2 separate regions of the Homo sapiens genome follow, and region 1 is linked to region 2. Evidence: read pairs that join two places in POLR2A ChIA-PET (ENCODE). Cell type or tissue: GM12878. All regions are shown on one strand. Each heading gives the region's core, and the rest is flanking DNA. Links, peaks and the distances in the headings are about the cores only. Region 1 has its middle 6.7 kb from the start of SINHCAF. Region 2 overlaps DENND5B (DENN domain containing 5B).

Evidence for each region. ChIA-PET counts read pairs that join two places held together with the same protein. Peaks named below come from ENCODE experiments on the same cell type or tissue, not always from the same donor. Only the 100,000 strongest peaks of a DNase experiment are listed, where the experiment ranks them.
Region 1: POLR2A ChIA-PET joins it to region 2 with 5 read pairs; 7 of 35 experiments call an interaction of 5 or more read pairs at or near these places.

The regions. Positions count from the first base shown.
Region 1 is chr12:31,330,129-31,335,515 of GRCh38, forward strand. No RefSeq gene overlaps it. Among named protein-coding and RNA genes, the nearest start is that of SINHCAF, 6.7 kb to the left of the region's middle. In GM12878, for the core only: no CTCF peak of the experiment used is centred there; no DNase peak of the experiment used is centred there.
Region 2 is chr12:31,522,849-31,528,235 of GRCh38, forward strand. All of the region lies in intron 1 of DENND5B (DENN domain containing 5B), which reads right to left. Among named protein-coding and RNA genes, the nearest start is that of DENND5B-AS1, 64 kb to the right of the region's middle. In GM12878, for the core only: no CTCF peak of the experiment used is centred there; a DNase peak (open chromatin) is centred at 2,133; H3K4me3 peaks cover 251 bases; H3K27ac peaks cover 1,498 bases.

The DNA of each region.
Region 1 (5,387 bases), core at 166-5,165, 190 kb before region 2:
CTACTGAGTTAATGTAGCCAGACTTCCTCTGCTCTCAAAGTATAGGTCAAGAAGTAATCTGGGTAAGTTTTTTAGGAAGGGTAGCTACAAAATTCTTTTTTAAAATTTTTTATTACTTTTTAATTTTTCTTTGATAATCCTATTGCAATAAACAAAATTCTCAAAGAAAAATCGGAATTCCATAGTCTTTTTTTTTAAAGCAACCACCTGCTATTTTTGAACAACCAAGTGCATTCCGAAGGTTCTTTTGTCCAGTTTGTTGCTTGAACATGTCATTATGGATGGCCCTACCCAGGCCCAATAGCTCATGTATGGGTTACTTTTAACTACTACTACCTAAATTGCCCAAGTGAATTTTTCAACGTGAAAAAGGAAAGAAGGAAATACAAGAAGTAATTTATAATATATCAATTTGTATTACAAGAGATTGAATTACATCATGCTAGGAAAATATCTGCGGATTTTGTTTTGTTTTGTTTTTGTTTGTTTTTTTTGAGAAGGAGTTTTGCTCTTGTTGCCCAGGCTAGAGTGCAATGGCACGATCTTGGCTCACCACAACCTCCACCTCCCGGGTTCAAGCGATTCTCCTGCCTCAGCCTTCCGAGTAGCTGGGATTACAGGCATGAGCCTGCATGCCCGGCTAATTTTGTATTTTTAGTAGAGATGGGGTTTCTCCATAGTTGGTTAGGCTGGTCTCAAACTCCCGACCTCAGGTAATTCACCCACCTTGGCCTCCCAAAGTGCTAGGATTACAGGCGTGAGCCACCACACCCTGCCCTGAGTATTTTTTAATGACTACAATGCTATGTTGAACTCATAAGTAGTTTTCAAACATTTTGAAGTTGAAAGCTAACTACTTTCTTATAATGTATGTCTCGCTGTAGAATTATCCCTAACGCTTGAATTTTTATTCCTTTAGCAAACATTTAATGATCATCACTATGTGCCAGATAGTGAAATCATTTCAGAACTTGAGGGGCTCAAGCCTCTCTAATTCATTTCTATATAATTCTATTTTATTTGCTCCTTTTTCTTCCGTAGAATGTGTTGCCTTCTTTTGAGATTTATTGTCAGCCACTTTAGAATTTAATATTCTTGGAATGGAGGATAAATTATATATAAAGGATTGTAGAAGAGGACAAATCTTGCTTGATTATGAAGGACATTGCTAGCAATTTAGTCATGTTTGTAATGACAAACTAATGATTGTTTTTAAAATAAAGGCAGATACCCTCATCAGCGGCTGGTACCAACCACATGAAAACATGTTTGCCAAACCCAGGAAAGAGCTGATGATTATTATTAAGCATAGGGTTTGGTTCCTCTTTTTCTCACAACAAAACAAGTACAGTGTTTTAATAATTTGTTTAAATCTCTTTGAAGTTCAAATAGCAAGCCGTCAGAGCAAGGCAGATAAGTTTACACTCGAAGGTATAGCCTGGATTATGCCATCTAAGTTACCCCAATCCTCCAACAAGTGTCGACAGCTGCCAGAAAAAGTTATTTATTACTTAATCAAAATTAACTTTTCAAATTTCTGGACATAAAAGCTTAAAGAATTATCAAAAACTTATTCTTAGAGTATCCTGAACTTATAGAAATCTTGTTTTATAATAGTATCTTATGACATTTGAACAGCATGATTTTATTTATTTATTTATATTTATATATTTATTTATTTTTGAGACAGAGTTTTGCTCTTGTTGCCCAGGCTGGAGTGCAATGGCATGATCTTGGCTCACTGTAAGCTCTGCCTCCCAGGTCCAAGCGATTCTCCTGCCTCAGCCTCCCGAGTAGCTGGGACTACAGGCGCGCACCCCTAATTTTTGCGCCCTGCTAATTTTTGTGTTTTTAATAGAGACAGGGTTTCACCGTGTTGGCCAGGCTGGTCTCAAACTCCTGACCTCTGGTGATTCGCCCGCCTCGGCCTCCCAAAGTGCTGGGATTACAGGCATGAGCCACTGCACCCGGCCAGCATGCTTTTAAAAAATAAAATTACCAGTAACAAAAATAATTTTTCGTTAAGAAGAATATTGAAAAACTAGAATGAGTTCACAGTAGGGTAAATCAGGACAATGAGGAAGGATGGAAACCATAGCATAAAAGCAATAATAGAAGGAAGGCTGTGTTTCGATTGAGTAAGAGGGCAATCTTTGACTATCTGAAGGATTGTCCTTAGTAGAGGGATGGACTTGTTTTATCCTTTGGAACAAAATTAGTCTTGAAAATCAAAAGAATGATGCTAAACATGATAAAATTTCCCAGACATACAAATAGTCCAAGGATGGTTCAGGATACTTCCAAAGGCAGCTCCTCATCACTAAACAAACAGATAAAATCAAGATAATGCTTTTAAAAATTCATTCAATGAATTGCATTACTTACAATATGAAGCTAGCTAACCTCTCTGAACTCCTGTTGAATTTTATGAATCTTTGATTGCACGGAATAGACTAGTGATACCATCAATAATGTCTCAAGGTCATGAGGTGTTTACATCACTGTGGCCACAGAATAAAGTGTGAGAAATAAAAGAAAAAAAAAGTAAGTACCAGGGACTTAACCATGTATGGCAAGGGGATCAGATCTAATCTGGAGGTAAGAGAAGGCTTCTTTGAGGAAGTGACATTGAGATATTAGTAGGATTCGATGGAGAAGTGGGAGAGAGGGAAAGAGTGTTGAACCAGTGGCAACTTCAGGAACAACGGGTGTTAGAAAAAGACAAGACTAAGAGAAAAAAATGTGTCTTTGACTAAATAAAAGTCAGAATAAAAGATTGCAAATGAGTCCTGTTTGAGGGAAAAGATGGTATCAGGTGTTGGAGACAGAGATTTAAGCCCTGTGAATTTGGAAGTTACATCGGAGTTGGACGTAATTGCATGCCAAAAGCATACCTCAGAGATGAACCCCTATAATTAGGTTACAAATGGTTTAATCAATGTATGTTTCTTCTACCAAAATTTAGTTTTCTAAATGTCAATAAGAAGTTGATCCCCACCGCTATCCCCAGGCCAGGTGCAATGTCTCAGGCTTGTAATCTCAACACTTTGGGAGGCCAAGGAAGAGAATCGCTTGAGACCAGGGGTTTGAGGTTGCAGTGACCTATGATAGCACCACCACACTTCAGCCTGGGTGACAGAGCAAGACTCTGTTTCAAAAAAAAAAAAAAAAAAGAAAAAAAAAAGAAGAAGAAGAAGTGGAAGAAGAAGAAGGAGAAGGAGAAGAAGAAGAAAGAAAAAAAGAAGCTGATCCCCCAGACATAGAGTTCACTTCCTGGAAAACCCACTGTTCTAACTATTCAAGGCATCACTAAAGGCAAGCATGCTACATCATCAACAGATGATGAACAAGTGAATGAGTGGACACATAATAGTCAAAGAGACATGCTGCATTGCCATTTCTAAAAGCTTTGGTGATAAAATATTGAGGAATCTGGAAGAACTTACTTATTGATTTAATTTTTTTTAGTGACAACATCTCACCCTGTCACCCAGGCTGGACTGCAGTGGCACAATCATAGCTCACTGCAGCCTCTAATTCCTCGGCTCAAGTGGTCCTTCTGACTTAGCCTCCAGAATAGCTGGGACTAAAGGCATGCACCACCACACCCAGCTAATTATTATTATATTTTTTTGTAGAGATGGGATCTTGCTATGTTGCCCAGGCTGGTTTCCAACTCCTGGCCTCAAGCAACCCTCCCACCTCAGCCTCCCAAAGTCTTCGGATTACAAGTGTGAGCCACCATGCCTGGCCAGGAGAACTTAATATATTGCTGACAGTTAATTTAAAAACTTTCAGCCAGGCATGGTGGCTCACACCTGTAATCCCAGCACTTTGGGAGGCCAAGGCAGGCAGATCACTAGAGTTCAGGTGTTCAAGACCAGCCTGGGCAACATGACAAAATGCCATCTCTACAAAAAATCCAAAAATTATCTGGGTGTGGTGGCACATGCCTGTAGTCCCAGCTACTCAGGAGGCTGAGGTGAGAGGATGGTTTGAGCCCACGAGTGCAAGGCCAGCTTGGGCAACATGGCGACACCCTGTCTCAAAAATTAAATATTTATATCAAATAATGTTTTTAGCATGGAGTGAGGGAACTCAAAGGACTTGAAAGATTAATAAATTTAACTACATAAAAATATAAAATTTGTAAAATAGGAGAAAATACCATATAAAGACCAAAAAGTCAAACTATTAAAAAAAAAAAACAAAAACACTGCAAGATAAGGGGATAATTTCTTTGTTGTTGTTGTTGTTTGAGACAGAGTCTTGCTCTGTCGCCCAGGCTGGAGTACAGTGGTGTGACCTCGGCTCACTGCAGCCTCTGCCTCCCAGCCTCAAGTGACCCTTCCACCTCAGCCTCTGGAGTAGCTGGGACTACAGGTGTGTCCCACCATGCCAGGCTAATTTTTGTATATTTTGTAGAAACAGGTTTTCCCATGCTGACTAGGCTGGTCCTGAAATCCTGGGGCTCAAGCAATCCTCCTGCCTCGGCCTCCCAAATGCTGGGATTACAGTTGTGAGCCACCACACCAGACCCAATACTTTCTTAATATCAGTAAAGTAGAAGTGATAAAGTATCAGTGAAATTAGTTTACCCAAAAGAATGTAAATGGAAATAAACATGTAAGAAGATCTGGACTTTATTCATAATAGTTTTGGCCAGGCGCAGTGGCTCACACCTGTAATCCCAGCACTTTCGGAGGCTGAGGCAGGCAGATCACGAGGTCAAGAGATCGAGACTATCCTGGCCAACATGGTGAAACCCCGTCTCCACTAAAAATACAAAAATTAGCTGGGCGTGGTGGTACACGCCTGTAGTCCCAGCTACTTGGGAGGCTGAGGCAGGAGAATTGCTTGAACCCAGGAGGCAGAGGTTGTAGTGAGCTGAGATTACACCACTGCACTCCAGCCTGGAGACAGAGTAAGACTCTGTCTCAAAAAAAAAAAAAAAAAGAAGATGCTGAACTTTATTCATAATAGTTTTAGAATAATAAAATTGTTTCTAAACTTTGTAACTTAATGCATTATTATTGTTATTATTGGGTTTTTTTGAGATGGAGTCTTGCTCTGTCTCCCAGGCTGGAGTGCAGTGGCACCATCTCGGCTCACTGCAAGCTCCCCCTCCCGGGTTCCTCAGCCTCCCAAGTAGCCAGGACTACAGGTGCCCACCACCACGCCTGGCTAATTTTTGTATTTTGTTTAATAGAGACGGGTTTCACCATGTTAGCCAGGATGGTCTCAATCTCCTGACCTCATGATCCACCCACCTTGGCCTCCCAAAGTGCCGGGATTATAGGTGTGAGCCACCGCACCTGGCCACTTAATGCATTATTTTAATGTAAATTGAATTGACCACTTTTTAAATGATGGAACACCTAAATGGA
Region 2 (5,387 bases), core at 224-5,223:
AGGGAGTGGGGCTTATATGCAGGCTTTGACTTCCAGTTTTATTGAGGGTGGCTTCATCCCTTAGAACAACTTTTGTGTTGTTTTCAGACCTAGAGTGGGGCTGTGAAACTCCCAAGTCTTGGGTTATAGGGGACCAATATGGGAGATTCCCTGAGGATGTTAGCATTCCCAGAATAGGAGGGAAGGTGAGATAAATGTGCCTTTTTTTTTCCTTTTTTTTTTTTTTTAAAGAAAAAGCCTCATTCTGTCGCCCAGGCTGGAGTGCAGTGGCGTGATCTCGGCTCACTGCAGCCTCCGCCTCCCAGGTTCAAGCGATCATCCCACCCGAACCTCCCAAGAAACTGAGATTACCGGCATGCACCACCACACCTGCCTGGCTAATTTTTGTATTTTTAGTAGAGATGGGGGTTTGCCATGTTGGCCAGGCTGGTCTCAAACTCCTGGCCTCAAGTGATCCGCCTGCCTTGGCCTTCCAAAGTGTTGGGATTACAGGTGTGAGCCACCACACCTGGCCTATTCTTGCAATTCTGGAAGATTTAGGGGGCTGGCAGGAGACAAGACTGAGATTGTTTAGGCCATCCTGTTGCTGACACAATCCTGGCACTTAAGCGGGAATGCAGTGGCCTAAGTGTAAGGCAACATATCTCTCATACCATTTCACCAAAACAAAACAAAAAACACTTCTGAGTGAATGTCTGGCCATCTTATTAGCATCTTATTAATCTGTTTTGACATTATCCTAAAAATATGCTTTTCCTCAAAAAAAAAAAAGTCGTACAACACTGTGAATGTATTAAATGCCATTAAATTGTACACTTCAGAATGGTTAACTTTATGTTATATAAATTTTGCCCCAATTTTTAAAAATGAAAAAAAGAGTATATGACAAGAAAGATAACTACAGGATTACCAAAGCCATTATATTTTCCCTCATTTGTATGTACATGACACACTGGTTCTATAATGTTTCCCAAGAATAGATCTTGAATCCTAAGACTGCTGTGATGGGACTCTGAGAGAAGAGATTATAATGTCAGAATACTTAGCTCCTAGGATGTGATTAAGCTTATTTTGTTCATCACTAAAGTGGTATCATAGCATTCTTTCTACCATATTAAAGTAAATGAATCCTAATTAACATCTGTAATAGCTCAGTGGGCCTCTTTGTCTTTTAAGTGAAAACTACTGAGCCCTTTTTTTTTTTTTTTTTTTTTTAGATCATGTCATAGAAACATTGGTGGCACAATCCAAGTGGTGACGAATCAATTAATGCATGGAATAAAAAAAGAGCTGAAAAGACAGTAGTAAACATAGGGCTAATTTATGAATTGTATTTTTAATGAAATTACCTTTTATTAGGAAACTCTAAGAGGTCTATTTCTCTCCTTTTGAATTTGGGCTTGCCTTGTGACCAGCAGAATATGGCAGAAATGTCACTGTGACAGTCCTAGGTTCAGCCCTTAAGAGAGTCCTGGAAGCTCCTGTTGTTTCTATCTTAGAATTCATTTAAGAAGCCTGGTTGGGACGGGCACGGTGGCTCACACCTGTAATCCCAGCACTTTGGGAGGCTGAGGTGGGCAAATCACCTGAGGTCAGGAGTTCCAGACCAGCCTGGCCAACATGGTGAAACCCCATCTCTACCAAAAATACAAAAATTAGCCGGGCATGATGGCATGTGCCTGTAATCCCAGCTACTTGGGAGGCTGAGGGAGGAGAATCGCTTGAACCTGGAAGGCAGGGGTTGCAGTGACCTGAGACTGCACCATTGCACTCCAGCCTCGGCGACAGAGCCATGATACTCTGTGACATTTACAAAAGAAGGAATATCCTTGAAATTTAAGAAAAAATAAAAACCAAAAACAAAGAAAAAGAAAAAAAAAGAAATTTGAGCAAGGTAAGCTTAGGATAAGCAGAGGACAGTGTGACTTGACACATCAGCTTAGAGACCCAGTTTTCTATAGTCCTCTCTTAACTCCTATCATCTGAGAGCCCTACTCTCTTTTACTGATTCTCTCACCATTTCTCAGGCCTTTGTCCCTGTTCTCTTGCTCCCTTCCATTCCCCTTTCTTCATCTACTAAAATGATACACCTCATGAGAACATACACAAATGACCAATAGGCACATGAAAAGATGCAACATCATTAGTCATTAGGGAAATACAAATCGAAACCACAATGAGATACCACTTCACACCCACTTGCATGACCAAAATAGAAAAGACAGACATTAACACATGTTGGCTTAGATGTAAAGAAATTGGAACCCTCATCCATTGCTGGTGGAAATGTAAAATAATAACTGCTTTGAAAAAGTCTGCTAATTCTTCAAGTGGTTAAACATAGTATATACCCAACATTAATAAAAACATGTCTGTCCATGCAAAAATCTGAATGTTCATAGCAGCATTATTCATAATAGCCCAAAAGTAGAAACAACCTAAATTTCCATCAACTGATGAATGAAAAACTAAAATATACTTCTATAAAATAGAATATCTGGCCATAAATAGGAATGTAGTACTGATGAGTGCTACAATGTGGATGAATCTTGAAAATATGCAAAGTGAAAGATGTCAGACACATACTGTACAATTCTATTTATATGAAATACCAGAATAGGCAAATTTACAGACATATAAAGAATATGTGTTGCCAGGAGCTGAGTGAAGGGGAGAATGGGGAGTGAACACAGGTATGGGGTTTCTTTTGTGGCTGATGAAGATGTTCTAACATTTATTGTGGAATGGTTGCACAACTCTGTGAATATATGCATAGCAATTGAATTGTTTGCTTTAAATGGTGCATTTGATATGTATACGTTAATAATATCTCAATAAAGCCATTTAAAAAAATTCTATGAGGTCAGGCACGGTGGCTCACACTATAATCCCAGCACTTTGGGAGGCTGAGATGGGTGGATTGGCTTGAGCTGAGGAGCTCATGACCAGCCTGGGCAGCATGGAGAAACCCCTTCTCTACAGAAAAATATAAAAATTGGCCAGGTGTGGTAGCAAGTGCCTGTGGTCCCAGCTACTCCAGAGGCTGAGGTGGGAGAATTGCTTAAGCCCAGGAGGCAGAGGCTGCAGTGAGCTGAGATTGCACCATTGCACTCCAATCTGAGCAGTGGAAGTGAAACCCTGTCTCGAATAAATTTTTTAAAAAATTCTATTAATACTTTAAGGGCAAGTTTAAATGTGATCTTCTCCCTATTTCTCACCTCACCCAGTTAACATTAATAATTTCCTCTGTGCTGTCAAACCAGTTGTTATTACAGTCTGTTAGTTATATATTACCTATATTAGAACCCAGGCTAGTAAAAAACTTACTCAAATTTCTTTACATCCCCCTTCACAAGGAGGAATTCGATACAGTTCATTACACAGGGTAGGTACCTAACACGTCTTTACTACAGAAATATTTACATTTACCCATTAAAATGTCACAAACAGTTAATGGTTAGGCTAGGATTCACCTCTTCAAATGACAACATGAAAGGATTGGGAAGCTCTGATGGCAGAAGAGAAGACGCTAGATAAACTCTGCATTTGACCCAGAAAACATGTCAAATCCTATGATCTTGTCTAAAGTTCAACAATGCCCTGTAGCTATATATTCTAGTGCTCCTAAGTTTTACAACCTTTCCTTCCTTTAGAAATATTCACGATGTGAATGCTGAGGCATAAATAAATAAAAGAAATATTCACTTGAGCAAATAATCCACAAGAATCCTTTAAGAAGTAGTCTCTGCAGAGATTAGGGGAGACTAAAGAGACATAACTAAATGCAATGTGGTATCCTGGATTGGACAGTGGAACAGAAAAAGGGTATTAGTGGAAAAATTCACGAAATCCAAATGAAGCCTGGAGTTTAGTTAACAGTATTATTCCAATGTTAATTTCTTAGTTTTGATGAATGTACCATGGTTATGTGAAACGTTAACATTTGGAGAAACTGGGTGAAGGGTAAACAGGAATTCTACACTGTCTTTGGAACTCTTCCGCAAATCCAAAGTTATTTCAAAATACTGTTGTGACTCTACTGTGAATTAAGGCAAAGAAGGATATATTAATCTAAAGTATTTTCATATTCATCCATTCAACAAACTATTTTGTGCCTGCTATGAACATAACATTCTGGGATGACTCTGGGAACAAAACAAAGATTCCTGCCACCATGGTGCTTATAGTTCAGTAGGGAAAACAGGCAATAAACAATAAACATAATAAATAAGTTACACGGTATGAGAGAGGGTGATATGGAAAAACATGACAGTAAAGAGCATTGAGGGATCAGCACTGGGAAGCAGGTGGAGAATCACAATTTTAAAAATAGTCATCTGGAAAGGACTCACTGACACAGGGCATTTAGGCAGACATGAAGGAGGTGAGACAGTGAGCCAAAAGATCCTTGGGGGGAAGAGCTTTCCAGGCAACCAGAACAGCTAAAGCAAAGATCATAAGACAGGAGCATGCTCAGATTGTCTGGAAAAGAGCAAGACAAAAGCAATATAATGAGTGAAGAGGAGAGAAAGCTCCAGAGGTTACGGGCGGCCAGATCATATGAGGGATCTGGCTTTTCCTCTGAACAAATGGGAAGTCACTGGAGACTTTCAAACAGAGGAATGCTGCGCTTTGAAAGAATCACTCCAGGCTGGGCGTGGTGGCTCATGCCTATAATCCCAGCACTTTGGGAGGCCGAGGCGGGCGGATCATGAGGTCAGGAGTTCGAGACCAGCCTGGCCAACATGGTGAAACCCTGTCTCTACTAAAAATACAAAAATTAGCTAGGCATGGTGGCCCACACCTGTAATCCCAGCTACTCGGGAGGCTGAGGCAGGAGAACTGCTTGAACCCGGGAGGTGGAGGTTGCAGTGAGCTGAGATCATGCCACTACACTCTAGCCTGCGTGACAGAGCAAGACTCCATTTGGGGAAAAAAAAAAATCACTCTGACAGTTGTATTAATAATAGGCTTTATGCAACATCACCTATATGGTATTCTTGGAAAAAATGTTTAATGTGAATCTAATTATGAGGAAACAATCAGGTAATTCCACAACGTGGGATAGTCTGCAAGACAATATGCCTAGACTCTTTAAATTAAAAACAGTCAGTGTCATGAAAAACAAAAAAGGTGAGGGAGATTATTTTAGATTAACAAGGCCATAACAACCGAACATAATGAACAACCTTGACTGAAATCCTAAACAGGAGAATGTATTAATTTCCAATGGCTGCTGTAACAAATGACCTCAAACGATATGGCTTGAAACTTATTCTTTCACAGTTCTGGAGGCCAGAAGTCAGAAATCAGTATTACTGGTCTGAAATCAAGGTGTCAGCAAGGCCGAACTCCCTCCAGACGGTCTAGGGGAAAATTCATTTCTT